3 separate regions of the Homo sapiens genome follow, and all the other regions are linked to region 3. Evidence: read pairs that join two places in POLR2A ChIA-PET (ENCODE). Cell type or tissue: MCF 10A. All regions are shown on one strand. Each heading gives the region's core, and the rest is flanking DNA. Links, peaks and the distances in the headings are about the cores only.

The links. ChIA-PET counts read pairs that join two places held together with the same protein. Peaks named below come from ENCODE experiments on the same cell type or tissue, not always from the same donor. Only the 100,000 strongest peaks of a DNase experiment are listed, where the experiment ranks them.
Region 1: POLR2A ChIA-PET joins it to region 3 with 33 read pairs; 7 of 35 experiments call an interaction of 5 or more read pairs at or near these places.
Region 2: POLR2A ChIA-PET joins it to region 3 with 11 read pairs; 4 of 35 experiments call an interaction of 5 or more read pairs at or near these places.

Annotation. Positions count from the first base shown.
Region 1 is chr1:226,809,141-226,819,004 of GRCh38, reverse strand. No RefSeq gene overlaps it. Among named protein-coding and RNA genes, the nearest start is that of PSEN2, 57 kb to the left of the region's middle. In MCF 10A, for the core only: no CTCF peak of the experiment used is centred there; a DNase peak (open chromatin) is centred at 3,744.
Region 2 is chr1:226,772,969-226,782,832 of GRCh38, reverse strand. It overlaps the pseudogene RPS27P5. Among named protein-coding and RNA genes, the nearest start is that of ITPKB, 39 kb to the right of the region's middle. In MCF 10A, for the core only: no CTCF peak of the experiment used is centred there; a DNase peak (open chromatin) is centred at 3,982.
Region 3 is chr1:226,656,834-226,666,697 of GRCh38, reverse strand. All of the region lies in intron 2 of ITPKB (inositol-trisphosphate 3-kinase B), which reads left to right. ITPKB-IT1 (ITPKB intronic transcript 1) reads left to right here. Exons shown (of 2, transcript NR_103784.1): 2 at 9,424-9,864. LOC124904529 (a long non-coding RNA gene) reads right to left here and starts at 3,936. Exons shown (of 2, transcript XR_007066908.1): 1 at 3,567-3,936; 2 at 1-2,037. RefSeq lists enhancers at 312-591, 3,209-3,298, 3,609-3,748, 3,395-3,920, 6,924-7,754. In MCF 10A, for the core only: no CTCF peak of the experiment used is centred there; DNase peaks (open chromatin) are centred at 3,537 and 3,777.

The DNA.
Region 1 (9,864 bases), core at 1,773-6,772, 150 kb before region 3:
ACCGGGTATCCATCCCCTCAAGCATTTATCCTCTGTGTTACAAACAATCCAATTATATTCTTTTAGTTATTTTTTGAAATGTACAATTAAATTATTATTAACTGTAGTCTCCCTGTTGTGCTATCAGATACTAGGTTTTAATTCATTCATTCATTCTTTTTTTTTTTTTTTTTTGAGATGGAGTTTCGCTCTTGTTGCCCAGGCTGGAGGGCAATGGCGTGATCTCGGCTCACCGCAACCTCCGTTTCCCAGGTTCAAGCGATTCTCCTGCCTCAGCCTCCTGAGTAGCTGGGATGACAGGCATGCACCACCATGCTCAGCTAATTTTGTATTTTTAGTAGAGACGGGGTTTCTCCACGTTGGTCAGGCTGGTCTTGAACTCCCGACCTCAGGTGATTCGCCCGCCTCTGCCTCCCAAAGTGCTGAGATTACAGGCATGAGCCACCGTGCCCGGCCTTAATTCATTCTTTCTATTTTTTTTGGTACCCATTTATTATCCCTACCTCTCCTCACCTTGCCACCCCACCACCCTTCCCAGCCTCTGGTCACCATCTTCTACTCTATGCTCATGAATTCAATTGTTTTGATTTTTAGATCCCACAAATAAATGAGAACATTGAGCACTGTTTTAAGTGAACAGTGAGTTTTGACAAATGTATATGCCTATGTGACCACCATCATATTCAAGATATAGAATGTTTCTGTCATCCCAAAAAGTTCTCTCATGTCTCTTTGCTGTCAACCATCCTCTCCACCCTCAGCTCCAGGCAACTGCTGATCTGCTTTCTGTCATTATTGTTTCATTTTGATGGGCTTTAGTTTTAAGGAGAATATACTGTAGCCAATAAAATGGAGTTCTGCTTGCTTCTGCTTGACACCCTGCAAGGATCCACATGAGAAAATGTTAACATTAAAAACATAGCAATTGTATGTCATCTGAGCCACACAACATTGATCCTTTGCTGAATTCTTTTCTCTCATTAGTGTAATAAATTGTTTTCAAAGATGGCGCCAACAATTCCTCCCTCATGCCACTCCTCCCATCAAGAGGTGGAGTCTGTCTCCCCTTTCTTTGAACCAGAAGTGATTTTGTTACTTGATTTGACTGAAAGAATGAGAAAAAAGGCCGGACGTGGTGGCTCTTGCCTGTAATCCCAACACTTTGAGAGGCTGAGGCAGGTGAATCACTTGAACCTGGGAGTTCATGGCAAAACCCTGTCTCTACAAAACAAAAAATCCCCAAAACACAAATATTAGCGGGGCATCATGGCCTGCACCTGTAGTCCCAGCTACTCGGGAGGCTGAGGTGGGAGAATCGCTGGAACCCAAGAGGTGGAGGTTGCGGTAAGCCAAGATTGCACCACTGAACTCCAGCCTGGGTGACAGAGTGAGACCCTATCTCAAAAAAAAAAAAAAAAAAAAAAGAAGTGATGCTCTGCCAGTTCCAGGCTCCCGCTTTACAAAGCTTGAGAATGTCTATTTGGCCTATTGGGATTCAGCCACCGTGTAAGTAAGCTCAAGCCAGACTGCTAAATGATGAGAGACTCTGTGGAGAGGGAGCGCTCAACCAGCTCCCTGCTCCTCAAGCCACCCCAGCTGAGGTGCCAGACATGTAAGTGAAGCCATCTTGTGTGTTCCATCTAAATTCCAACTAAAGCTCCCAACTAAATGCAGCCACACAAGTGACCTTGAGCAACTCAGTACAGAGCCGAAGAACTGCTCAGCTGAGCCCAGCCAACCCCCAGAATTGTGAGAAATAATAAATCTTTGTTTTAAGCCACTGAGTTTTGGGGTAGTTTGTTATACAGCAGTGGATAACTGAAGCCATCGGGAATGTTGAATGAAGGTAATGCCCTCCTAGAAACACCTGAAACAACATCAGCAGAGGGAAAGAACATGCGGCCTCCATAATACTGTGAAGCAGTGACTGCCCCTTTGTGAAGTCCCAGAGGCAGGTCATTAAACCAGATCCTCCCAAAGGAAGCAGAACCCAGGATGCAGTCACAGCCAAGAGAGGCTTCTTCAGGGGCTCTCAGGAGCTCAGTGTGGGGAGTTGGCTCAAGGGAAAAAGGGATTCCAGGTCCTCCTCCTTCTCTTTGTGGCTTTCCGAGGGAGAGTCTTACCCAGGTGGGGGGAGTCGTAGCTGAAGAATTTGAGTTTCTAGGGAGACCTAGGATGATTTAAGAGGTTAAGAGCTTCTTAGAGCCACGTCTTCTTAGGAAGACCCAGATGAGAAATGATTCAGGAATTCCCATGATCAAAGGCTAGCACAATCTGTGGCCTGCAAAAGCTACTCACAAAAGTGTTTGTTAAGTCAATAAATTTCTGCTTGAGTTATTTGGATATTCCACAGGCTAATTAGATTTAGGGAATCCAAGACTGGTGCTGAGGTGTCCACCAGGCATGAACAATTCACTTTGACAGTTCCTAGATCATCATGCACTCTGCAGACCAAAGAGAGCCATAGAAACCTTAATTTGAAGATTAATTATTTAGCCTGTTGTAGACTTAGCCTTCACCTAGCATTTAACTATAGAATGGGAGCAAGTTTGGGACATTCGTATGAACCCATCATCACTTGCCCTTTCTTTCCTGGAAGACTTGATAATCTTCAACCAAACCTCCAGCTCACGGAAAAAGGATCTCTAGCAGCAGCTTATTTGAATTGAGGAGGATTCCTAATGGAGTGTATGGAAATTGTTGCTCTAGATGTTTGAATAACCAGGTGGTAAAGCAAGGGGACCAGCATTTCCTGATAAATACAAGCAGTCTGCTGCTAGCTGAGGCTGTTTTGAATTGGATATGGTAACAAGAGCAACACCACTTCACCTCTGTCTCACCTGAATTATCCAGTAGTTGGTGAGCTCCTCAGAGGAAGGAAGATGGGGCAGGGGAACTTTTCTGGATCTGGGCCCGAAGGATGCTTCTGCACCCCCAGCTTATTTTTTTTTTTTTTTAAGACAGGGTCTCACTCTGTCTCCCAGGCTGGAGTGCAGTGGCGCAATCTTGGCTCATTGCAACCCCTGTCTCCCGGGTTCAGGTGATTCTCCAGAGTCAGATTACTGAGTAGCTGGGACTACAGGTGTGTGCCACCATGCCTGGCTAATTTTTGTATTTTTAGTAGAGACAGGGTTTCACCATGTTGGCCAGGCTGGTCTTGAACTCCTGACTTCAAGTGATCTGCTCGCCTTGTCCTCCCAAAGTGCTGGGATTACAGGCGTGAGCCACTGTGCCCCGCCCCCAGCTTAATTTTTCTATGTTTGCAATGGTCATAGCACATCCTCTACATCTTCATTGTTCCCTGTGCATGCATTGAGATGAGTTTCCTTAGTGTCACCTGCAGAAAGCAGAGGAAGGAGAAAGAGGTGGGAATATGACAATTCCAGAAGTCTTCCTGCAAGAAGGGCCACAGCTAAGTGACAAAGACAAGGAGGGACAGGGACAGGCCAGCAGTAAATGTGGAGCAGCACCAAGTGCATGCCAAAAAGTCAGAGTTTTCACTTTCTAAGTTGGTTTGTGTCTTATTGAATAAATCAAAAGGACTTGACCCTGTGCTTATGCAAGATCTCTTAGTGGCGTGCAAGCATTTAGAAATGCTTGAAGTGCTGCACACATGAAAGGCAGAGTGACTTTGTTATTAGCTCCGTCTGTAACTGGATGACGGCCACACCCTCTGGCATCTGACTGAGTAGGAAAAAGGCCCCAGGGTGTCCTGTGCTGGGGACACCAGGTGACTGTACAGAGTCCATGCCAGCCAGGAGATCCCAGCAGGTGCGAGGCTGATGGGAAATGAGCAAGCTTGGACGGTTTTCCTGCCTGGATGGAGCGTCCGGCTTAGTCACTCTTCCCTCTGCCTGGGGGAGTGAAGTCACAAGCTCTCTGCTCTCACTGTCTTGCCAGCCCTTCTTCTCCCTTCCCTCGGCCCTCTTGCCTTCTCTAGGACCACAGATTAATTGTAACTAGAACCCTAAACACACTTACTGTAAGAGGCTTTCCCTTATAAACATAAGGTTTAAAAAAAGAGGGTCAAATGGCAAACAAACACCCTCAAAAGCAAGAAACAGCTGCATTCTGCAAAGCCAAGCTACTCTCAAGGATTTTTTTTTTCTTTTATAGAGACAGGATCTGTCGCCCAGGCTGGGGTGTAGTGGCTGGATCATAGCTCACTGTAGCCTTAAGCTCCTGGACTCAAGTGACTCTCCTGACTCAGCCTCCTGCGTAGCTGGGACTATAGGCCCATGCCACCATGCCCAGCTAATGTTTTAGACAAAATAAGGAGTAGGGCATAATCCAGGGTCAGGGCAGTTACAAAGAAATCCCTACTTGTAGTGCTTTTGTAGGCTGATAAATGATATTGATATTCTTAATGATAACTATAAAATACAGATCTTGAGACATATTTTTAAAACTATTTTTAAATTTTATTACTAATATCTACTGTGTATGCCACCCCCACATCCTTTTTGGAAAGAAATGAGGCAATATTAATAATAAATTCTCATGTTGATTTCAGGTGCTTTCACATACATTATTTCTTTGGTTTTCCCACAGCCTGTTGAGCTGGCAGAGTCTTGAACATATCAGGGACAGCTGTCTCTCGGATTTGTCTGAATCTGTAAGCAGTGTTGGAGCAGTCACCGCCATCAAGGCAGTGGCAGGATGGGTGTGTCTGTCCTGCAGTGCAGGGGTCTTGAAGGCTTTCTTGGGTTTTGCTGACCCTGTTGGCAGATATTGGCAGATTTTTTTTTTTTTTTTTTTTGAGACAGAGTTTTGCTCTGTCACCCAGGCTGGAGTGCAGTGGTGCAATCTGAGCTCACTGCAACCTCCTCCTCCTAGGCTCAAGCAATTCTCATGTGTTGGCAGACACTTTCTGACAATGTGTTAGGGACAGTATTTTAATCTCTGTGGCATGTCAGAATGCAGCCTCATTGGCTGGGAAGATTCCTTCGATCATTATAAAGGTGAAGGTTACCTTTGGACTCTTCTAGTCACAAGATACAGAAACCTGTTTAAATTGGCTCCAATAAAAAGGGGACATTTATATCAGGATGTGCTAATGTCTCAAGAACCCAAGGGCAGAAAGAGTCAGTAGTCTTGTGAGAGACTGGAACTAGAACAAATGCACGTGTCACACAGATGTCACACTTCTGCACCTGTGGGCAGAGAATGTGAGACTCTTCCACAACTAGGGCAAGGCTAGGCCCGATGCTCAAAGTCGAGATCTAGTCAAGCCTTGTTAGGATTTATTTACAAGGATCGCTCAGCATAACAGTATAGATATTATTGACCTGTTCAGCCTAACAGTGTAGTCCCAACCCAAAAGGGGTCAGGGAGACAGATTTCAAAGACAGAAAAAACACTTTTATATTAATATATAAAAATTAAATTTGTGATAAAACGTAACAAGTGGGAAAAATTATTCAACAAATTGTGCCAATCTCACTTAGAAGTTCACTTTATTTAATACTCCAAAATAAGTTCCAAACTAAAGGGTAAACATTTTTAAAAAGTATACCATAAAACCAAAATAAAATATAACTTAACGTTAATTAAGGGTTTAATGAAAAGAAGGGAATGACTCCTAAACCCAGAAACCACAGAGTAAAAATCACAAAGAAACACTGAGCTAGTTTGACATTTATTGAATACTTTATTATAAATGGTCTCTATTTTTAAGTACTTTGCCCACATTATCTAATGTATCTTCCAACTTTATGAAGATGGTATTATTATTCTCCTTTTTAAAGCTGAATAAACTTAGGCACAGAGATGTTAAGTAACCTGCTCAAATCCCACAGTAAGTGGTAGAGCCCTGCTTTATACTGGAACTGTCTGCCTCCCAAGCGGTGCTCTGGCCCTCTATGCCCTACTGTCTCCTTACACAAATTCAAATAGATTAAAAGGGCAAAGTTAATTCTATATGTATTTATCAAGCTGCCCCTAAGGGATGGCCACTCCAGACCATCAAGAAATAAATGAATGGCCAGGTGCAGTGGCTCACACCTGTAACCCCAGCACTTTGGGAGACCAAGGCAGGTGGATCACTTGAGCCCAGGAGTTGGAGACCAGCCTGGGCAACATAGAGAAACCCTGTCTCTACAAAAAATACAAAAATTAGCTGGGCGTGGTTGTGTGCGCTTGTAGTTACTGGGGAGGCTGAGGTGGGAGGATTGCTTGAGCCTGGCAGGTGGAGGTTGCAGTGAGCTGTGATCCTACCACTGCACTCCAGCCTGGGTGACAGAGTGAGACCCCATTTCAAAAAAAAAAAAAAAAAGAAAGGAAGGGAGGGAGGGAGGGAGAGAAGAAGGAAGGAAGGAAAGAAGGAAGGAAAGAGAGTTTCTGATCCTAGCAGGTACTGCAAAGAAGAAAGGAGGCTATGTGATGAATGGTGACCTGGCATGAATTGGGTGATCAGAGAAGGGTGGATGGGGGAGACTGGCTGGGAGATGGGATATATGGAGTATGGAAAAGGAGGGATCATGAAGGGCTCCTGGGTTTTGGGCAAAGGTGGATTATAGTGCCATTTATTAAGACAGGGAAGACCAGAGAAAGGACAGCAGGTTTAGGGAGGAAAACCTGGGGTTACATTTTGACATCTTAAATTTAAATGGCCCATTAGATATCCAAGTGGAGTGATAATACATGCTGAGCAAATATCACAAAGCAGTAACCTCAGATATATCTACAAAACCCAGTGAACTCCCCACAGATGTGTGGGCAAAGGATGGAAACTGATACTTTAGGAAAGGGAAAATATAGTCAATAAACAGACATGGGAAAATGTTCAGTCTCACTAGTAATCCAAGAAATGCAACTTGAAACATTGATGAGGGAGTACATTCATCCCATGGTAGCCGTGGCGGATTGGTTCCAGGACCCCTCAGAGAAACCAAAATTCGAGGATGCTCAAGTCTTTTACATAAAGTGACACTGTATTTGCACATCTTCCCATATACTTTAAGTCACCCAGATAACTTATAATACCTAATACAATATAAATGCTATTTAAATAGTTGTTATGCTAGATTGTTTTTAAATTTTGTATTATTTTTATGGACATATTGTTATTTTTTATGGTTCTTTTCCCAAATATTTTCAGTCTCTGGCTGGTTGAATCTATGGATGTGCAACCCCTGGAAACAGAGGGCAGACTGTATATTTTTAACTACTAAGTTGGAAAAATAATCAACAAATAATAACACTAGCAGAGTCAGGGTGAAACTGGTGCTCTCACATGTTGATGGTGACATTTTACAGTGGTGCAAATACTTGAGAAGGAATTTGGCAAGAGTCATAAAGATTCTTATATTCTTTGACCAATTTTTTTTCACTTTGGGGAGTCTATCTTAAGGGAAAGCTACCATGAGCCCATGATATTTATCATGAGGATATTCATAGTGAAAAGTCAAAAAACAAAAAGTAGGGGAATGGTTGTTGTATAAATTATGGTAAACCTTCTCCATTCCAGTGTTGTGCAGCCATTGTCTATGTTGGTGGCTTTCCTTCAAGTAACTAACAGAGTGGGGGAAAGTTCCAGCCTCCTGGCAGCTAAGTTGATTCCAATGGAAGCTGAAGAGGCTAAGGAGGTCTCTTGTCACAGGCCTCTTGTAGGGCCTAGGCCTGGGTCAGGGAAGGCTTCAGGCTGGTCCCTACAGCCTGGGACACCTGGAGAGATGGGGCACTGGAGCTCCTGGGATTGGCTGGGATCTCTGAGATGCTGTTTTAGTCCATTTGCACACTGCTATAAAGAAATACTTGAGACTGAGTAATGTATAAAGAAAAGAGGTTGAATTGGCTCACGGTTCTGCAGGCTGTACAGGAAGCATGGCAGCTTCTGCTTTGGAGGAGGCCTCAGGGAGCTTCCAGTCATGGTGGAAGGCAAATGGGAGCAGGCACATCACAGCTGGAGAAGGAGGAGAAGAGAGAGGTGGGGTAGGTGCCACATACTTTTAAATGACCAGATCTCACGAGAATTCACCTATCATGAGAACAGCACCGAAGGGGAAATCCACCCCAATGATCAAATCACCTCCCACCAGGCCCCACCTCCAACATCGGGGATTACCATTTGACATGAGATATGGGTAGGGACACAGACCCAAACCACATCAGATGCCCAGAAGGCAAGTGGGGTAAGAACCCACCACCTGGAGGCCTGTGCCCAATTTCCACTTTACATTATGAAATTTCCAACAACAGCCGGCACAGCTGCACTGAACTTTCCCTGAGCTGGAGATGGAGCCCAGTGACCCTGTGCTGCCCAGAGAGGGATGATGGGGAACTGGTCAGCTGATGGGAAGCTGATACCCACCCAAGTTACCCCATCACATTCTGCATTTCTCACACCGTCCTCCACTTGGCATGGGGTTCTTCTTAAAAGCACCTGAAATCACAAAGTGGGTCAAGGTCATTGCCCTTTTCAGCTACTCAGTAAGCTATTCAAATGTGTGCTGTTCAGCACAACATCACACCGCCAAGCTGCTGCCACCAGTTACCAGGCAATTTCTGTGGTGACTGCTAAAGCTGGCTTGGAATGCATTCTCCAGTCTTTAGTGGTTAGCTGGAAATCAGCAGTCTGCTTGGAGGGGTATTTTATGGGAATCAAATGACCTCCCCATTTTTCCATTTGTGTAAGCAGGAGAAAACTCAGCCCCCACCTCCTGGAGAGCCTTTGTTCAGCCTCATGACCCCTCTGAGCTGCTTTGGCCAAGGGCCCTTCAAAAATGACCCGAGGAAGTAAAACCAACCAGGGAATGTGGCCAGGAGAATCAGGAGGCTCAGAGAAACACTCCTGTCATACCATAGAAAATCAGGAATCTGGAATCATTTCACGCTCCTTCCCGTGACTCCCTTGCAGAGACTACTGTGTCCAAGTCAAACAGCACTTGGGAGCCTCCCTGCACCCTGAGCTGGGCCTGGGTTGCATCCCAGGGGCAGCAGCACCACTTGCCAAACATGAATGACTGCAGATGGAGCTGCTGATGGACCAGTGGAGGCCACGGCAGGAGCTGGCGGAGATGTTCCAGGGCGAGTGCAAGCATCCTCTGCACTCTAACACACCACCACTGCTCCTGGTGGCCATATACCTGCACCCCGTGCCAGGCATAATGCCAACACCGGGAACCTGCCTTAAAGCACAAGGGAAGTCTCAGGTCGCCTCATAACAATGTCCACGGTGGAAATTCTGAATACTTGGTGTATTGCCTTCCTCAGTTCCCAGCTCACTCAAATACTCAGGCTGCAGAGACCTCTTCAGAGCTGCCAATCACTGCTGCCACGCCCACTGCCCTGCTAAGGAGATCTGCCCTGAACCCCTCCTAAATGAATCCAGGGGGTCGAACGAGGCAGAGCATCTTACCTGAGGCCATCGACTGTTGATGTGAAAAAGGCTGATTAGATTTCTCTCTTGGTTCATTCTGAATGGGATTCTGAATGTGGAAACTGAGGGACCAAAAGATGGTATTGCCAAAGCAGAGGATCAGTTAAGAAGGAATAGAAAGTATGGGTAAAGCAAGCTGGCTGGAGACAGAAAAGGGCAGATGAGCAGGGAGAGGCAGAGGTTCCAAGAAGTGATCGCAAGAACTTGAGGGAGCCGGTGGAGAAAGAGAAAGAGATGAGACAGTGTGGTCTGGATGGATTTCTGTCCTTTTGAAGCTGAGCTATGCAGATCTTCCTTTGCTTAGATTCCATGAAATGTCCCTACAGTTGTTCCCTGTTTACTGGAACTGATCATGCTTGAGCGGGACTCTGTTCCCAACGGCCACCCACTCATGGGGTTCAGAACACATCTCAGTCCCTCTCCTGAGTCCCCATAGAGGCCTTCCCAGCACCCCTCCCTCATCTGCACCATCTGGAGAGCCAGGG
Region 2 (9,864 bases), core at 1,760-6,759, 120 kb before region 3:
GTGACTTCATTTGACCCAGTCAGGGTGGCTCTCAGGGATCTTATTGGAACTATGGGGAGAGTGCTCTGTCTTCCTTTGACCTGTGCAGCATGTGGATTTTCTTCTGAAACAGCTGCAGCCAATTTGCCTCAGTGAGGAAAGATGAGGATGACACTGACACACAGAGGAAGGCCAAGCCCAGAAAATCATAAAATAGGTCTGAAGTCCTGATCAAGCCATGCCTGAAGCCTGCATGATTCCTCTGGAAACATTGTTCTCAATTTGGGGTTGGGGGTAGGTAGACAGTACTGCCCCTTGGGGCATTTTGGAAATGTAAGGGGTTCTTTTGTTTGTCATGGTGACTGGGAATGTTACTGCCATTTAGTCTACAGTCAGGAATGTTAGACGTTCTACAATGTGTGGCAGAGAACTGTCCACAGTCCTGCCAGACTTGTGTATGTCTTACCCAACATCAATGTTGGTGTGCACACTGCATCAGGAACTGGAATCAAAGTCTGGTAGGCAGAATCATGGCTCCCAGAGACGTCCACGTTCTCACCCAGAATCTGTGAATGGTACCTTTCCGTGGCAATGGGGACTTTGCACAGATGTGACTAGGGATCTTGAGAGCAGTCATTGTCCTGGATTATCTGTTTGGGCCTGATGTAATCACAGCACTCCTCAAAGAAGGGACACAGGAGAAATCAGAGTCAGAGGAGAAAGTGATATGGTGAGAGAAACAGAGATTGGAGTGATGTACTTTGAAGATGGAGGAAGGGGCCCCAAGCCAAGAAACGCAGGCGGCCACTAGAAGTTGAATAAGGTAAGAAATAGGCCTCTCTCCTCAGAGCCTCTGTGAGGGACCAGCCGTGGCAACACCTTGACTTTAGCACAGAAACTGGATTTGGACTTCTGACCTCTAGAACTGTCTGGGAATAAATCTGTGTGGGTTTAAGCCACTAAACTTGTTGTAATTTGTTATAGCAACCACAGGAAACTAATACAAAGTTATGCCTGAAAGACTCAAGGCAGCAGGTTTTGTTTTGTTTTAATGGGAGATGTGTTTATGGGGATGTTTTCCCACTCATCTTGAGGCAGAGTGCATCCAGTGCTGCTTCCTCCTGAGGGATCAGGCTTCTGGAAGTCTTGCTTCTCCTCCTGTGGGCTGGCAGAGGACGGTGGAGAAGCCATCACACAAAACTACTGTTTGTGCATGGCTAACAAATGTGATTTTATAGCATTCTGGGCGTTTCACATCATGAAGTGGGAACTGGGGCTCCGCACCAGGCACTTCTTCTGTTTCCTCTTCCTCTCTTCTGGAAAGGGATGCAGGAGATCTTTTGCAAGGGGCATGTTTTTGTGCGTGGGTCATCACCTCCAGAAAGGCAGCTGATCCATTTGATTGCTATAATTAACTGAGGCTAGCCCCTGGCTCTGTTTTACGTATAGACCCAGCGTGCTTTTTTTCACAAATATAGACAATGTTTTCCAGGGAAGATGGGCTTTACTTTATTCCAAAGTTTACCAAGAGTCATTCCCATTCCATGAGAAAATCACATGAACTATGGCCAAGGCTACTTGGGACCCACCTCCCTGTACTGGCCTGCACTTGTCACAGTCATGCTTATGGGGATTCTGAGTATGGATGTGAACATCTCACCCCTTATGTTGTCTTCTGGAGTAGCTGTACTCAGACATTTACATATTAAAATACACATCATTTTCATCATTTTGTTACAAATATGTTCCTTTCCTTCTTCCTCTGTGACCTCTATGACCTAGTTAGACCCTCATAGTGTTTCTTTTTTCTTTTTCTTTGTGGAAAATATGGATGCCTGTAGGTTATATTATGCACTAATTCCATTTCAGGAGATACAAACTATTTTTTAGAGAGACGGGACTTTAGGTCAGATAGGGCTGATAAATACAGCTCTCAGATGTGGTTGTTGCTGTGAGCACCTCCTATCTGAGTAACTATGTCTCCTCTGGTGACCCTCCTCACCTCTAGGGCTGGCATGATGAGCCCATGCAGTATGTCCTGCCAGTCCCCACTCCCTTGTCTATAACAGATGCCATTAGTTCAGTACAGCACCATTTTCCATTGCAATGGGATTTAGTCTAAAATTTCTTCTCATCAGAATGTTAGAAGCAGCTACCTCCCATAGACAGGAGTTAGTACAGGAGATCACTTACCTGTGAATCCAGAACAGGCAGATCCTTTTGCCTCAACATCCTTCTCTCCTGCCCCAGGGCCATTGCAGGCTTGGCTTAGAACTCTGCCCCTCACCCCCATCCATGAGGCGGGTGACAGGAGCCCCTTCTCCCCGCGCTTGCCTCTCTCGTTGCATGCATCTCACAGTTTGAAAAGTGGCTGTTTTTCGTTTTTCATTTTATTTCTTGAGACAGAGTCTTGCTCTGTCACCCAGGCTGTAGTGCAGTAGCATGATCTTGGCTCACTGCAACCTTGACCTCCTTGGTTCAAGTGATCCTCCCAACTCAGACTCCTGAGTAGCTGGGACTATAAGTGTGCTACCACCACACCCAGCTAATTTTTATTTTTATTTTTTTTATAAAAATCGGCACCATGTTGGCTTGGCTGGTCTCGAATTCCTGGTCTCAAGTGGTTCTCCCACCTTGGCCTCCCAGAGTGCTGAGATTATAGGTGTGAGCCTCTGTGCCCGGCCGAAAGTTACTGTTAATTTCTCTCCCCCTCCAAATGCAAGCTTTTTGAGCACAGAAGCTGTGATACATTCCTTGAGATGAACTCAGCGCCTGATAGGGAGTAGGAGCTCCGTAAATATTTGATAAAATCGGGCAGGCAGATGGACTCAGCCAACATGTGCCATCCAGGTCTCTAGCCCCTGTCCCCTACCAAGATTTATTGATTCCCTTCGACCTTCTGACGGCGATTTTTCATTGAGCTGTGCTCATCTAATTGAGTCGGTCCATTTGTACTGCTCTTAAGGGCCTGAGAGTGAACACATGTCATTCTTGGTTACCCAGCTGCCAAGAACCCCTCCTAGACAGGACAGGTGGGAGGGAAGACACTCCTCCCTTTCTGCGGGTAGAGGAAGTGTGTCACTCAGGACTTCGAACCTGAAAGGAGGGAAACTAGGACGCAGAGCCAGTTAGAGGCAATTAGCAGCAGCTGCAGTGGGACCTGCAGTCTAGTGGTGCGGTGGATGTGTCCAGGGCCACAGCGTCCAGTAGGACAGAGGTGAGCACATCCGGGGACAGGGGAGCAGGAATGAATGTGCAGTCGTGATGATTACAGCAGTGGCCTATGCAGGTGGCTCCTGAGAGGGGGTCTTGTCTAGCCCATGTCTAATTGGGTTCTGTTGGAGCCCGGTTCCCCAGCTCCTTGTCAATTACATGAGTTCCTAGATACCTTTCCAATCAATCCCTGCCCTCACTCCTGTCCCCGATTCCTGCTCCTTTCCCTACAGGCCCCTTCATCCCGTTTCACCCACTAGATCTTCATCCTCACGGCCCCACCCCTTAATGGAATCTACCTGGCTTCCCACCCTGCCCCCAACACACATCAGATCAGTGCCCAGATCTGAGCAGTCACTGGGTCCCCAGTACCCCATCTTTGTAGCTGCACCACGAGGCTTCGCTCAGTTCCAGCAAGGGAGCAAGGGAAGCTGCCCAGCTTCGGGGAGAGCAGGATTGGGATTTCCTTGTTAGTGTTCCCATCCATGAAATCTAGAGAAGCTTTTGGAGTAAGACGCATGTTCATTTTTTACAGGTACATATGTTTCATTTTTATTGTCCAAAACCATATTTAAAGAGGAATTATTTTCCAAGTTTAAAAAGGAGCCCAATCAGCTCTCCTAGCCAGTGAGCCCACATGGCTGGTGAGAAGCAGCTTTGGTTTCTTCTTGCTCTGCCCAAGGGCCTATCTAGATCATAAAAGAGCAACATTAATCTTAAATGACTCCTTGCTTTGTTACCCTGGGAAGGGCTCCAAACTCAATGAAATCCTCCTGCCACGATAACAACAACAATGACCAGGAATGTGCGGTGAGCACTTGCCCAGCACTCAGCTCAGCCTCCCACACATCGCAGAGATGATTTCATTTGCTGTCACAACAATTCCATGTGCTCGGCACAGTCATGCCCTGTCTGTCAACAGGGAAATGGAGGCACTGAGGGACTTTCCCAAGGTCACGTAGCTGGCAATGGCAGTCTTGGACACTAACCCCTAAAGGAAGAAAAAAACAAGGGAAAAGAAGTTGGAAGAATGAGGGAAATGTTATAGACTGGCAGAGTAACAACTCCTGGAAAAAAATTTGGGATTGCCTAACAATCCTGATTTAGAATCTGGAGCAAAGAGGCCATGCAAAGGATTGCATGCCAAACAAAGTACATTTTATGATAATAATTTTTAAAATACTGTGGGTTTTTAAATATAATGATTGGGTGACCAAATAGAACTATCTGTCGTCCTTCCTCCAAAACAATAAGCAAACTTTCTCTTATGAAAAGGGGACTGCAATAACACTTTTTTTCTTCTTTTTGAGACAGGGTCTCATTCTGTTGCCCAGGCTGAAGTGCAGTGGTGCAATCTCAGTTCACTGCAACCTCTGCCTCCTGGCTTCAAGTGATCCTCCCTGCTCAGCCTCCTGAGTAGCGGGGACTACAGGCATGCACTACCCTACCCAGCTAATTTTCGTATTTTTTTGTAGAGGTGGGGTTTGGCCATGTTGCTCAGGCTGGTCTCAAATTCCTGGACTCAAGTGATCTGCCAGCCTCTGCCTCCCAAAGTGCTGGTTTTACAGGCGTGAGCCACCGCACCTAGCCTGCAATAACAATTTAATACAAACACACTATTCTGGAAAAGCACACACAATGTTTCAAAATCCTACTGGAACTTCAGTGATGATGGAGTTAGATTATGATAAGAGCAGAGGAAGAACCATATTACTAGAGGATTTGGTTTGGAGGCCTCCCAGGCGGAGCTCAAGATTGCTGAGCTGTAGGCTGCCGTGGAGCATAACTCTTAGACAGTGCTCTATTCCACCCTGGGCCTGTGCTTTGGAGGGTTCTATATATTAAACATATGCACACCAAAATGCACATGTCAAATAACACAAAGAAGGCTTGGTCACTGGTATTTGGTGCTCAATGCTGGCATAGCCCAACTCGTAGCCCTAAAACATCTGCTCTATTGACTAACACTATTCAGGCCCCAGAGAAATGCTTCTCCATATCTCTTGCTCTATATTTTCAAAACAAAAAAATGACTATATCTGAAAGCCATGGTTTGTTGGTTGTATCACTGCCCAAACTGGGATGGACACTGTTTTTGGGGTGCAGGGAGATCTGAGTAGTGGAAGAAGTTAGATGAAAGACAAATCAGTTAACAAGTTCTTATTCTCAGTGTGAATGCAATGGATTCTTGTACAATGAAGCACCATTCCCCAGTACTGTCAAACATCCATTTTCTTACTTCTCCTTGGATTCCCATATGTGGCTCCAGAGGCCCTCCCTGGTGCAGTACTTGCCACTGCTGCACCAGGGAGGGCCTCTGGCAGCCTTGGATTGTTCTTCAGTATTAAACATCACTCTTCAATTTGTACATACCATCAATTCTCATTATTAGAGGTAGTTATGTTCTAAAAAAAAGCCACCAAGAACACTGAATTAGCAAATAATGAACCATTGTTCCTAAGGGAAATACACGGCTAGGTTCCTGTGAGCATCTGGTCACATTTCATCAACTAATCAATACATAACCTCACTTTATGTGTTATGTGTATATATATATTAGTATATATATGTATATATTATATATACATTTATATATAATAAATATATACTAGTATATTTATATTAGTAAATATATATTAGTATATTGTATATTTTAAAACAAGTAGAAGAGAGGAATTTCAATATTCTCACCACAAATAAATGATAAATGTTTGAAGGGCTGGGTTTGCTATTTAGCCTGATATGGTGATTACACAATGTGTATATGTATTAAAACATCACATTGTGCCTCATAAATATGTACAATTATGTGTCAATTAAAAATGAAATAGGTCAGGCACAAGTGGCTCACACTTGTAATCCCAACACTTTAGGAGGCTGAGGTGAGAGGAATGCTCGAGGCTAGGAGTTTGAGAGCAGGCTGGGCAACATATGGATACCCTGTCTCTTAAAAAAAAAATAATCTAAAATTAGCCAGGCTTGGTAGTGTGCACCTGCAGTCCCAGCTTCTCTGGAGGCTAAGGCAGGAGGATCGCTTGAGCCTAGGAGGTCAAGGCTGCAGCAAGCCATGTCTTGTCACTGCACCCCAGCCTGGGGGACAGAGGAAGACCTTATCTTTAAAAAATAAATAAAATAAAACTTAAAACAAATAAATAAAACATATATATAGTCGATTCATTAACAGTGAGTTCACAGCCAATAGTACTGTAACTCATGCCTGAACGAAGCGTATCTAATAGCCTGTATTCTCTCAGTAAAGCACATGAAAGCCCCTTGCACTTAATGACACTAGATAGCACTTCAGCACCACATTTGGGAGCCATTTCAAACAGTGAGTCAGTGAAAAAATACAAAAATTAAAAAATCATGACACTAAATAGACTGAGGAAAGGACACTTTACGTAGGAGAGCTGAAGCAGGAAGGCAGAGTGTCACGTTGTTTGACCTCAGCTTAGGAATGTTCGGTAGGGTGACACCTTTTTCACTGCTCTGCACATGCCAGCAAATGACCTCCAAAGCACTGAGTGTTGATTACGAGGTGGCAAAGAAATTTTATTAAGGAAGATAATTCATAAATATGGAATCTGTGAATACTGAGGATAACCAGTGTGTGGATCTAGATGCAACTTGTGTGAAATGATATCAACTTTTTATGTTACATTAATTAGTTGGGATTGGAACACTAAAATTGTAAATAGCTTTTTTTTTTTTTGAGACAAAGTCTCGCTCTGTCACCCAGGCTGGAGTACAGTGGTGCCATCTCAGCTCACTGCAAGCTCTGCCTCCCAGGTTCATGCCATTCTCCCACCTCAGGCTCCCAAGTAGCTAGGACTACAGGTGCCCGCCACCACTCCCAGCTAATTTTGTTTTGTATTTTTAGCAGAGACAGGGTTTCACCATGTTAGCCAGGATGGTCTTGATCTCCTGACCTCGTGATCTGCCCGCCTTGGCATCCAAAAGTGCTGGGATTACAGGTGTGAGCCAGTGTTCCCGGCCCAAATAGCTTTTTTTAATAAAAAGATATAATAAGATTTAATTACATTTTCAATAAACAAATGAAAAATTTCATCTTTTTTTGAATAATTTTGGTCTAAAATGTTCATATTCACTAGTTATAACATAATTTGGCTTTTACTTTTAATAGAAAAACTTAAATATTTTAGAAGAAATTCAAAAACATTTAATTTTTTACATTTCTTTATATTTTTGTGAAAATATATTAAAATTTTGTGTACTTTGAATATATTTGCTTTTTTTTTTTTTTTTTTTTGAGACAGAGTTTTGCTCTTGTTGCCCAGGCTAGAGTACAATGGTGAGATCTCAGCTCACTGCAACCTCCGCCTCCTGGGTTCAAGTCATTCTCCTGCCTCAGCCTCCTGAGTAGGTGGGATTACAGGTATATGCCACCACACCCAGCTAATTTTGTATTTTTAGTAGAGATGGGGTTTCTCCGTGTTGGTCCGTGACCTCAGATGATTCACCCGCCTCAGCCTCCCAAAGTGCTGGGATTAGAGGCGTGAGCCACCGCGTCCGGCTATATTTGCCTTTTTAAAAAAAACTCTAATCTCATGACAGATTACGCTTTCATTATTTAATTGTTTATATCATTGCTGTAAAGGAAAAGAAAATTAAGTGAATACTTTATTACAATAATATAATTAATAATGTTGCTAAAATCGAGGCAAGTAAATTAGTTTTATGGAACAAAAGCTGTGATAACATATGAATTATGTACGTCTTTATTTTGTTACTCAGCTAGATCTTGCCAGCCCATCAGCAGACCAGACATGTCCTATAATCATAAAATCGAGGCCGGGCATGAGGCTCACGCCTATAATCCCAGCACTTTGGGAGGCCAAGCTCAGTGGATTGCTTGAGCCCAGGGGTTCGAAACCAGCCTGGCCAACATAGTGAAACCCCTAAAAATACAAAAATTATCTGGGCATGGGAGACTGAGGGAGGAGAATCGCTTGAGCCTGGGAGGCGGAGGTTGCAGTGAGCTGAGATCATGCTATTGCACTCCAGCCTGGGCGACACAGCGAGACTGTGTCTCAAAAAAATAATAATAAAAATAAATAAATAAAATAATAAAATTCAGATGTCTTTAATAGTTTATTGACATGCAGTCATATAAAAGTCAGAGCTCTATACATATTTAAAATTTTTGTTGTTACAAAGATAACTGTATCAAGGTAGAGGATAAAACATATTTTATTTAACTTTTTGTTGTCATTGTTGTTGTTGTTTTGAGATGGAGTCTCGCTCTGTCGCCCAGGTTGGAGTGCAGTGGTGTGATCTCAGCTCATTGCAACCTTCTCCTCTTGAGTTCAAGCGATTCTCCAGCCTCAGCCTTCCAAGTAGCTGGGATTAAAGGCGCCTGCCACCACGCCCGGCTAATTTTGTATTTTTAGTAGAGATGGGGTTTCATCATGTTGGCCAGGCTGGTCTCGAACTCCTGACCTCAAGTCATCCACCCGCCTTGGCCTCCTGAAGTGCTGGGATTATAGGTGTGAGCCACTGCACCTGGCTACTTAACAGTTTATTGGCTTGATGTATTACCTCTTCACATTTAGACACATGGTATGTGGAGTTCCATTCATGCCCTTGCACTAGGACCCATCCACATCTTGGTGGACCTGCCTCTGTGACCACATCTTGGTGGACCTGCCTCTGTGAAGATTGAGGGCATAGGCGGTATTCTGGGGTCTGTATCCCAGAAAATCAGCAGCCCAGCTTAGCAGATATTCTGATATTCTGATTAGGTCTAGCCCCAAATTGCAGAAAAACAGATGGCAACAGCATCAAGTCAGTTAGAAATTCTCCAATAATAGTGCTAAACATTGTCATAGGGTTGGAAAAGGCCACCCTAGCAGACTGGTGGCTGGAAGTGGTGAGATTCAGAAAATGCACAGTGGCCGTGACAACCACTACAGGGAGAGAATCCTTGAGAAGCTGATGGGCTCAGAAGGCCACTTGTTTTGATGAACAGAACATGAAATCAACTCATTTTGCTGTCCTACTCTGGAGGAAATGCAGCAGACCTCTGCAATGGGTCTGCATCCAGGTCCCGGGCACCAGGGCCCATCCTGAGCATGGAGGGTTCCAGGCAACAGAAGCTGGGTCTGTCCTGAGGCTTCCACCTCTGATTACCCCCAAACCAAAGCTTCTCTAGAGCATATTTATAGGAAGCTAAAGATAAAATGTGGAGCCCACCTGCTAAGGTTAATGACATCACCTCCAAGTATTGAAGTTGGGTCCTTCAATCAGATTTAAGATTTATTTATGGCCGGGTGCAGTGGCTCATGGCTGTAATCCCAGCACTGTGGGAGGCTGAAGGTGGCAGATCACTTGAGGCCAGGAGTTCGAGGGTAGCCTGGCCAACATGGTGAAACCCTGTCTCTACTAAAAATACAAAAATTAGCTGGGCATGGTGGCACATGCCTGTAATCCCAGCTACTCGGGAAGCTGAGGCAGGAGAATCGCTTGAGCCTGGGAGGTGGAGGTTGCAGTGAGCCGAGATAGGTTACAGAGTGCTGCTGCAGGAGACTCCGTCTCAAAAAACAAACAAACAAAGACTTATTTATAATCATTTATAATCATTCAGCATATGCAAAGTCTCAGGGGACTCAGAAAGCGATCTGGGTTCTACTTCCAGTTTCTAGTTTCTGTACT
Region 3 (9,864 bases), core at 1,624-6,623:
GATCCTGGAGAGATAGGAAGAGCAAGGGGTGCTAGCCGTAGGGAGAGTTGTCAGGGTGGTAAATTAGGAACTTTAGTGATTGACTGGCTGTTTTGGCAGCCCTGTTCCAGAATCGCCTTAGCTGTCCCTGAGGGTAGATCTTAGGGTCTCCCATGGAATTTGTGATCCTCATATGTTCAGCATGGTCCCATTAGATCTGTGGGGTCAGTGTGCTGGGGCATGACGCTGCACATGCTCTATCTTCCCAGAGCCCCTGGAGCCCCTGGACACCAGGGAGCCATGTCCGTCACATATGATGCCTTGGTAAGGAGCTGGTAAGAAGCAAGATGACCTCTTGCTCCTGAGAGCAGCAAGCACTTACAGCTTCTCCCTCTGAGCGCCTCTGGCTTGATGGGAGCTGGCAGACCTTGCTGAGTCTTGCCCTGATTGGGTGGCCTGAGTCATTGCTGCCACGACAGGCACCAGATCCCACCGTGCCATGTGCTCCCTTCTGGTATCACAGCTGCTCGCTCTCCACATGTGGCCTTAAGGAGGGCTTTGGGGCAGATATAGGACTGATGCCTTTATCATTTAAACCTCTCTTTATCTTCTGAGAAGCCCATTGGTAGCCCTCTGCGGTCATGTCTGTCATTTCTTTCATTTTTAGGCAGGCTGGTGGGGAAGACCGCAGATGGCCAGGAGCTTTTGGGTCACCCCTCAAAATGCAGTTGGCCGCTACACTGTGAAATCCCCAGAGGCCACAGTGCCCTGTGATTTACTCCTAGCATTTTGAGTGTTGAGTTTCATTGCCAGGATGCTAGGCTTCCTCCTGGCCCCACCACAGGTGCTTCCGTGAGTGTCTCCTCGCCTCACCTGGGCTGGGCCGTGGCTGCAAGTCCCAAACGCCAACCATCCCGGGTTCTAAATTGTGTTGTAACTAATTAGAGGCAGAGGTTGGTCAGAGTCAGGTACTGCTCAGCCACGACCACAGTGATGTTCCACTTCTCTGGGTGGGGAGGTGGTACCGCAGGCAGGGCCAGGTTGGTGGGGCTGGGTGGTTTAGAAATCCTGGCTTCCATCTCAGCCCCCGCCGGTGACCACCGAGGTAGCTTTTGTGTGATCTGTCGTTTCCTCCGCTACTCATCTCATCAGAGAGGCCCGTTTTGTCTTGGTGTTCTATTTCATCTTTCAGACCCGAAGGGCCACATCTTACTTGCATGGTGTGTGTTCAGGTTTTCAAGCATGTCCCGTGTTTTCCTACCTAGTCCTCCCTACAGTTTTGGGGATGAGGCCTTGCTGTGCATTTTCATTTCTGTTTGCAGAGGGAGAAACAGCAGCTCAGCAAAGTAGGTGACTTGCCCGCGTTGACATGGCCAGTGAGTAGACTACAGTGGAGGTCTTTGGCTTTCCTCAGCACTTTCCCCTTTGTCTCTAAATCCAGCGGCTCAAACTCAAATGCCACCAGGGGCCGGGCAGGTGACCTGTGTCAGCGGGACCCAGTGACAGGGGAAGAGAAGGTCCCATCTTAAGTGGCTGCTGCTCAGCCCCAGGCAGGGGCCGCTGTCCGGGATTACAGGCCCAGGATTTCAAAGAGAAGTTGGGAATTCGGATTTTTGTGTGGAATCTGATTTTTAAATGTTAGCAACTAATTTAGAAAAAAAATGTAGCCAAACAAGGTGAGTCTGCTGGCCTCTGCCCTATATCACCTGGCTGCTAGTCACTCACCCACGGCCTTTCCTCCTGACTCAGGTTTACAGGGAGCCTCTGCTGGCTGGCTATCCTGTTAAGGGAAAGGGGGAAAGGAAAGGGAAGAGGAAACAGTTCTAGGAGCTTCTGGTCCATTTGCGTCGTGCTGGCCACACACTGTGTAAATAGCTCAGCTGCCCACATTCCCAAGGCAAATACTTTCCATGCGCCTCTTTGGCCACCTTGAATCCCGGGGCTCTTTGGCAGTTTATCGGCTCGCTTCCTTTTCCGAAGATTCAAATGACGACTGCCTGAAAATATTTTCTTCAGCTGGGTTTTTCCTTGGTGACTTCACTCCGAGACAGATGTGCCCTAATAATAGCATTGAAAGTTAAGGGGAATAAGTCAGCCAGCTGGTTCTGTTCCCTAGAAATGATGTTAACAGTTCCTAAATGTGAGCTCTCCCCAGAGACCTTGGAGGGGCTGAGCCTGCAAGAGGCCGTGGTCATTGTGAGAGTCTGGAGTCCTTCTCCCTGGGACAGAGTCCCCAAGGCTCTCCCCTCGTCCCACCACGATACGTGTACTGCCCGGCACACAGCAGATGGACATTGCAAAGGAGGTTTGCTCTCTTTGGAGATGGTCAGGGGCTCTCGTTCAGCTCCTGCCTCCTGAGCCTAGAGGCCCCAAGCTTAGTGAGACCTAAATCCTGACTGCACAAAGCAGACCATTCCTCCAAGTGCCTCTCTCATGCCTGTGTTCAGGCTCACTGACTGGAAGGACTCCCAGAAGTCATTTAAGCCCGTTCTTCAGCCTCTATCATTCCAGAATACATTTTTCAGATAACCTGCTTGCATTCCCTCAATAATGTTTCATTTCCTCTAACTCAGTAGGAAGGAGATGAAACAAGTCTAAGAGAACCAGGAGCCTTCTGTAAGCTGTGCAGGCAAGAGAGTGACTTTTGTGGGGGCCAAGCTTTAAGATCTCTTAGATAGAAAACTGGACCAGCCTCTACGGATGTCGATGCTCTGTTTCTTGGTTTTGCTTCTCTGTAAATCTGAGGGAGAAGACAGGAAGGACCTGGGGTGCAGCCCTTCTTTGCCTGTCTCATAGGAGATCCTCACCTCACTTTGTGAAAACCCATGCTGTCTGTAATGATCCCAAAAGCTGCTGCAAAATACCTCAATATAAAAGACATGTTAACCTGGACGTGGTGGCTCACGCCTGTAATCCCAGCACTTTGAGAGGCCGTGGGGGGTGGATCACTTCTTTGGTCACCTGAAGTCCAGGACTTCAAGACCAGCCTGGGCAACACGGCAAAACCCCATCTCTACCAAAAAATACAAAAATTATTCAGGCATGGTGGTATATGCATATAGTCCCAGCTACTAGGGAGGCTGAGGCAGGAGGATTGCTGGGTTGCTTGAGCCCAGAAAGTTAAGGCTGTAGGTGAGCCGTGATTGCGCCACTGACTCCACTCCAGCCTGGGTGACAGAACAAGACCCTGTCTCATAAAAAAAAAAGAAAAGAAAGAAATGTTGAATCATTGTAGCCTAAAGCAAGAAGTGAAGGAAACAGTTTCAGGGTGTCCCTGCTCCCGGTGGGCGGGAGAACCTGGCTGCAGTAGGGCGTGCAGGCTTCCAGGGTAGGAGTTTGGGCAAGACCCCAAGGTCTGCCCCGATTGGGACACAAACCTAGGAGCGCACCTTTGCCTCTGTTTGCTGCTCTGGTAATAGGAGGCGAGACTGGTGCCTGCCTTTCTGGGGCCCTGGGAGGCTCCTGTCACGTGGGGAAAGTGCTAAGTAAGCACCCACTGCCACTAGCAGGGCCTGGTTGACAGAGATGCACGGGGAAGGGCGATGAGTCAATCTGTTTATGAAAATCACACATATCGTCACACATACCGTCAAGATGACCCGGGGGACAGCTGAGCCCTGAGAGCTGATGAGTCTTGCTCATACTTGGGGGTTCTCTGGTGTCCCTTTTTGGCAACCCGTTTCCTGTGCTTCCAGAGGTCTGCACGTGAACAGATGCATGACTGCTGAACCGAGACACAGGGTCTCTACCCTGAACAGCTCTGGTCAGGAGAGGGAAGCTGGGTGACTCATAGCAGAATTCAGAGCTGCGCATTGGCCACTGCTGGGGCAGGGCTGCAGATGCTTCTTTGGAAAGCAGCTTGGGGTTTCTGGTTCTCTCTGCGAGTCTGCATTCTCACTTGCTGAGTGCCATTTAGCCACAGGCACATCAGCATAATCTGTCAGAAATATGAATTGCACCAGTGTAGCTTGATAACTGCTTATAAGCCGTCATGTGGTATTCAAGTCCTCCCTCAAAAGTTTCCTTGTTGGAAATTCCTTAAGTGGGAGTTCCCAAAACTCTGGCTTTGGATTTAGACCAGGATGACCCCCTTAACCAAATCTCTTACAAGGTCTTTTTTGCATTCCCAGAAACTAATTAAAAGGCAGTGTTTTGTCCATTAATGTTCTTGGCCTAGAGAGGTAAACTTTTAGCAATTGGAGGTTGAGGAAATCTTGTCCCTTCTACTATATCCAGTAGTATCCTAAGGTTTTAAAATGTATAACCTGAAGTTTTTTCAATCTCAGGAATCTCTGAAAAAGAACCAGGGGTTACTAAAGAGCTGTTCACACAGAAGTAAGTGTGTTTCCTTTAGCAGGGCTGTGCCTGGGAGAGCTTTGGGGAGAGAAGATGGCATTTTAGATTCTTGAACTTTCTGCAGAAAACTTCGTTTTAGATTCCTGGCTTTGTAAATGTCATCCTCCAGCATGGGATGAAGAAGTCTGTTTCCACTTGTGGCCACCTGGCAGAGCTGCCTGTGTCCCTGTTGCTCAGCTCAGTCTCCCGGGGAACAGGCAGAGTTACTTATTTCAGATCCCAGGTCCCTGGGGGAGGTTTGGGTGGGGGGATTTTCAGGAAACACGAGAGCCTCTAGTGGCTCTCCTGCCAGGCTGCCTCATCGTCCGTGCACTCCCTCTCACACCCGACTAGAAAGTAGCTCCTGGGCATTTTGGAGTTCCAGAAAGACTCTGTTTCTGTCAAGGAATAGGACTTTTCATTGGGGATCCACTTCCTCCTGGCTGTGGCCTACACCTTCTGCCCTTTCCTTGTGGAAAGGTGGGATTCAAGGCTGGGATTAGGGATAGAAGAGGAGGTGGTCAGACCCTACTGCTAACATCTGCTGGGCTCATACAGAGCTGTCTCCCATACAGTTCATCCGATCCATAGGCTCTTGACCTTGAGGGGGTCAGACCAGACAGTATACGTGAGAGGTATGCAAAATGTATCTGCCTCTGTTGAGTGCTCTTGTGTATGTACCAGGCACTGCACACAGAGAATTTAATTTAACCCTGAAAACAATACTTTAGGATACATGGTATTTCCATTTTATAGATGAGGAAACTGAAGCTCAGAGAGGTTTGGTAACTTGCCTAGTGCCACCAGCCAGGAGTGGCAGGATCTAAATCTCAGTTTATCTGGCTATAATGTTACCTGTTCCACATGACAGGAAATGAGGCAGCCCAGCAGAGTGATGAAGAGCTTGGATCCGCAGCCAGCCTGCCTGACTACACATGTACAGAACCTTGGGCAAGTTGTCTCATGACTCTGTGCCTCAGTGTTCCCATCTGTGAAGTGGGACAGTGACAGCACCTCTGTGATGGGTTGAGAGACTCTTATCACACACACATAGCAAATACTCAGCCCTGTGTCTGGCTCTGGTAAGCACACGAGCTATTTCTTGAACTGGCACTAGAACAGCTCGCATGCTATGGGCTGCGCTCCTGCCCTGCCTTACCTCTCTGTGGGCTATAAAGGAAGGATTAAGCAACTCTAGCTCCCCAGACCAGGAAGCTGTTCCCAAGAAGGTGTGTTGGGGGTGGAGATGGGGCTGAGTCCCCTGGCTGGCGCCTCTGAGAGAGCGGCCCAAGATGGACTCTGCGGGTGCTCGGAGGTTCCAGAACTTCAGTGCCAATTGTCTGCCGATCAGTGAAGGCCTTTGGTAAATTTCCACCCTCTGTAACTTGGCCTTGTTGTTTTGCATTTACCAAAGTAAAAATAAAATCTCTGGGGAGGAGTGGATGAGCGCAGGGCGGGAGAGGATCTGCTGCGTGTTGCAGGGGTGGCCCTTAACCAGCTGGGCAGAGCCCAGGCGCCCTTTCCCAGAGGAAAGGCTGAGCCCTTCTGTCCTCTGGGCTTTATCCATTAGGAAGTCAGCCTCGAAAGGCTGCCCATCCGCCTCGTGCTCTTCCCCAGCCCCTTTGGCCACTCCCTGTTTCCTCCTATTGTTGGTCCCCTCCTAGCCTCCGGGCCCAGCAGCCTTTGAGGCCTGGAGAGGCCCCTGGTGTGAGCTCTGCGAGGCCCCTGGTGTGAGCTCTGCGAGGCCTCTGTTCAGCACAGCATTTCCTGTGCCTTCTTCCTCTCTCGCCTCTCTCCTCTAGCCCTTCATTATTTTTAGTTCTTAAGAGGATGGAATCCAGGAGAGAGGAGGAGGGAAGAGCCAAGTTAATGACCTTCTCACCAGAGATGGAGCATTTGCTGGGCCCTGCCCAATAGGGAGGGTTAGGAACATTTCCATTTTGGGTGAAGGACACCTCGATTCTTGAGTAACCAAAAAAAGACTCTGGTTTAGCAAGATTGCAGGCCCCTTTGATGCCAGCTCCTATAGAGTGTGGATGAGGGAAGGAGTGCAGACCTGAAAGAGTCGCTAAGGAAGAGCATTCTTTGCTGGTGTCTCCAGTGTCCCTGGCTCCTGCAGGATACTGGGGATGCCCACGAAGAGATGTCCCCTGCCTGCCAGCAAGGGCATCACAGATTGAGGGATGGGAGAGTGAGCAAACAGTGACTAACCTGAGTGAAAGGTTGCCCTCCAAACCCTTGAGTGAAAAAGACCCCTGGGGCCTGGGGCCAGCCAGGCTGCCAGCCGTGGGGTCCTGGAGAGAAACCCAAGCAGACCAAACAGGAAATTCCCACAAATATGCCCCCTCTTGTTACTTGGAGAAGTCTCTAGAAAAATCCAGGTGTGAGCAGGTGAACATAAAGCAGTGTGAGCCTTGGTGTAGGTGTGCTTTATCTTCCAGGCCTGGGCCCTTAGCATGTGCTGGGTCCGCAGGGTCCTCTTATCAGCCAGATGCCGGGAGTATTGGATTCCTGCCGGCTGTGCAGCCTGGGGGACATAGAGAAGGTTAGGACAGATCCCCAGTTCCCCAGGAGCCTTCCTGCCACTGGGAGACATGGTATGGCACACAAGAATCACGAAGCACCCCAGCTTCCTTTCCCTTCCCTGCCCCACCTGCAGGTCTGCTGTGCAGGTGCCCTGCTGGGAAGCTCTCCCTCCTCCCTTCTGCGTATCCACATCCTGCATCTCCCTCCAGCTTCAGGGAGGATTCCAGGAGTGGCGTGGGGCTAGAGTGGCCTGAGAGACTTCAGGGACAAGGTAGGGCCAGCTTGCAGATTCCAGGGGATCTGCTGGAAGGAGAGGTAGGATGTGGATACACAGAAGGGAGGAGGGAGAGCTTTCTGGGCAGAGCACCTGCACAGCAGACCTGGAGGTGGGGCAGGTATGGGATGGCTTGCCCTGACGGATTGGAGTGGGCACGCCAGAGAGTGAGTGTGGGGCCGTATCTGGGGGTGGCTCTGTATCCCGGAGGGACCCTGCTCCCTCTTATGGGTGGTCAGGGAGCCTTGGTGAGGCCCTGGGCTGCTCCTGGAGCCCTGTCCTTGCCGTCTGGGCCTTGGGCAACCTCCTTTGGCAGGGTTTAGGGCTTATGGTGGAAGAGGAAGAGTGGCCATGATGGAGGGCCCCTGGGTGCCAGTCTGGGTGCTGCCCTTGGCCTAGAAACTAGGCCTCTAGTTGCAACAGGAAGAAGGCAGCTAATCAGGAGACAGCTGGGCAGTCACTCAGGGTTTTCCTGGTTTTGGCCAGAATGTGCTGCTAGGGGTCGATTGACCATGGTGGCGTCCCTCAAAAAGAGTCAGCCAGGTTGGGAGCTCCAGCCTTCAGCCCGACCAGGTCTACGCACTGCAAACCAGGGACCCGGCAGCCCTCGCAGCCTGATTGGGTGTGGAGGGGACAGAGCGCTCACCTGGAGCTAGTTTAGCTAGCTAGTTCACTGAGCTGGTTCGTGTAGCCCCTGCAGGGGGTCCCGGTCTGCAGGGGCTGGTAAGGACCCATCATCCTCGTTCTCCTGCCCCAGGCCCAGCAGTTGCTTCTGAAGGAGGGACTTCACCAACCCGACAGCGCTCAGTAATCCCTACCCTACGCTCATGGGTTCCATAAAGGGCGGGGGAGAAGAACCTCGTGCCTGGTGAGCAGCGCTGTGGAGGATGTTCGGTGCCATCCAGCCTGCGGGAACATCACACGGCGGGTGGAGACGGGGGATGAAATAAAGCCTTACTCGGGTCTTTTCTGAAAGTGCTTTTGCATTTGGCATTTAGGGGGATTTTCTTGTTTGTTAAAGGGGGAAAGGCAGTTAGTCTTACATCCAGACTTTTATTTTTAGCTGGAGCTACCTGTCCTGCCAAGTCCTTGGGCTTAATTTTTCCGATCCTTGGTGTCTTGGTTTTGAAAGCCCTTCCCCTCCTTCCCTCCCAGCTCCTTTTTGGCAGGGGCAGGTTTCGCTTTTGGCCCCAGCCAGGTTTCTAACCAGGGCTACAGGAGGGAGCTATTGAGCCAGGGGCCCCTACCTGCCTGGGCTTGTACCCAGCTGCCGCCAACCCAGCTGGGCCCTGCCAGGGGGAATACAATGAACAAAGTTGGCCACCGCCTCCACTCTGCAGCCTAGGAGAAGCACCAGGCTTTTCCCCAGTGAAGGAAATAATGATCACTAGGGAAACCCTAACTGCTTTTTTAGAAAGACCAAATGAAGAAGGAAGGAAAAAAGGATTTTTTCCAAACATGGAAAACTCAATGACTCTCACTCAGACTTTTGCAAGAGCAAAACAAAGGCTTTGACACAGAACAAATTCTCCCCTGGCAGGGGCGTTCTTCATCCACTTTCGACGCTTTGTTAGATGTGCCTTCCCCGAGCGTGTGTCAGTAAGGACGTTCTGGGAACAGACTTGGAGGGAGGGGAGAGTAGGCCTTTGTTCAGGCCTCCCCCATCTGAAAGGTCACTCTTCTGACAAAGCCCTTGCTGTTTATGTGAGGCTATTTTATAAATAGGGGGGAAGCAGATAGCCCCAGGTCCGAGAGAGATGATGGGAGCCCAGTAATCCTGTTGGCTGAGACAAAATCCTTGGAATTAAGTGGCACAAACCTGGAAGCTGTGTGACCTTTTGCAAGTTACTAAACCCCTCTCAACATGTTTCATCATTTGCAAAATGGAGACAACAATATCAGTGTTGTGAGAGTTACCTGAGCTATTAGCTTATTAGTATCTAACACTATGTTAGACATGTAACGTGATCTCTTTGCACACACGCAGCAGAGTTCGGCTGGCAATACCGTTTTCGGAGTGTTAGAGGGTCCAGGGATCATTTCCCATTTCTGATATTTTAGAGATTTCCCCTCATCTCTTTTACCCAACAACAACAACAAAGGGAGACTCTTTCTTTACGATTATCTAAAGATAAAAGCCAAGTGATCAAACTATTTAAATAAAAAGAGAAGTGCTGGAGGAAAAAGTAGCAAATTGAGGGAACAAGTCAGGTGAAAAAGAGGCTAAGAAGAGAATGTAAACCCCCTCTAGAAAATGAAATTTGCCAAGCAATCTTATTATTCACCTTGAAAATATCTTTCTTTGGCAGTGCCTAGCAGAGTTCCACATACATGAAATAAGATGCTTTGGGAAATCATTCTTCTTTTTGCAACGTCAGTGACTTGAACCAGAAACTGATATTGACTCACTTGGGCTCTGACTCTTTCCAAGTTACACATCTGGGGGCCTAAGGAACTGCCCCATGAGTTCCCGGAGCTGCGATGGGCATGGGACGGGAAGCTTTGTAAGCAATTAATCACACAGTTAGCCTCATCTGATCACCACTGGCCACGATCAGGCCCTCTGAAAGTGCCTAGTTGGATGCTTGCCAATCTGCTATGCCTTGGAGGAAAAAATCATTTCAATTTAAGAAAATAGACACAGAAGCAAAAAACCAAAGTGAGCCTGGAAGGTTTGCCTGTCTGTGACAGTCTACAGAGCAGCTGTTTGTGCCTGTCACCTGCTCAGGCTCTCACGGTGACTGCATGGG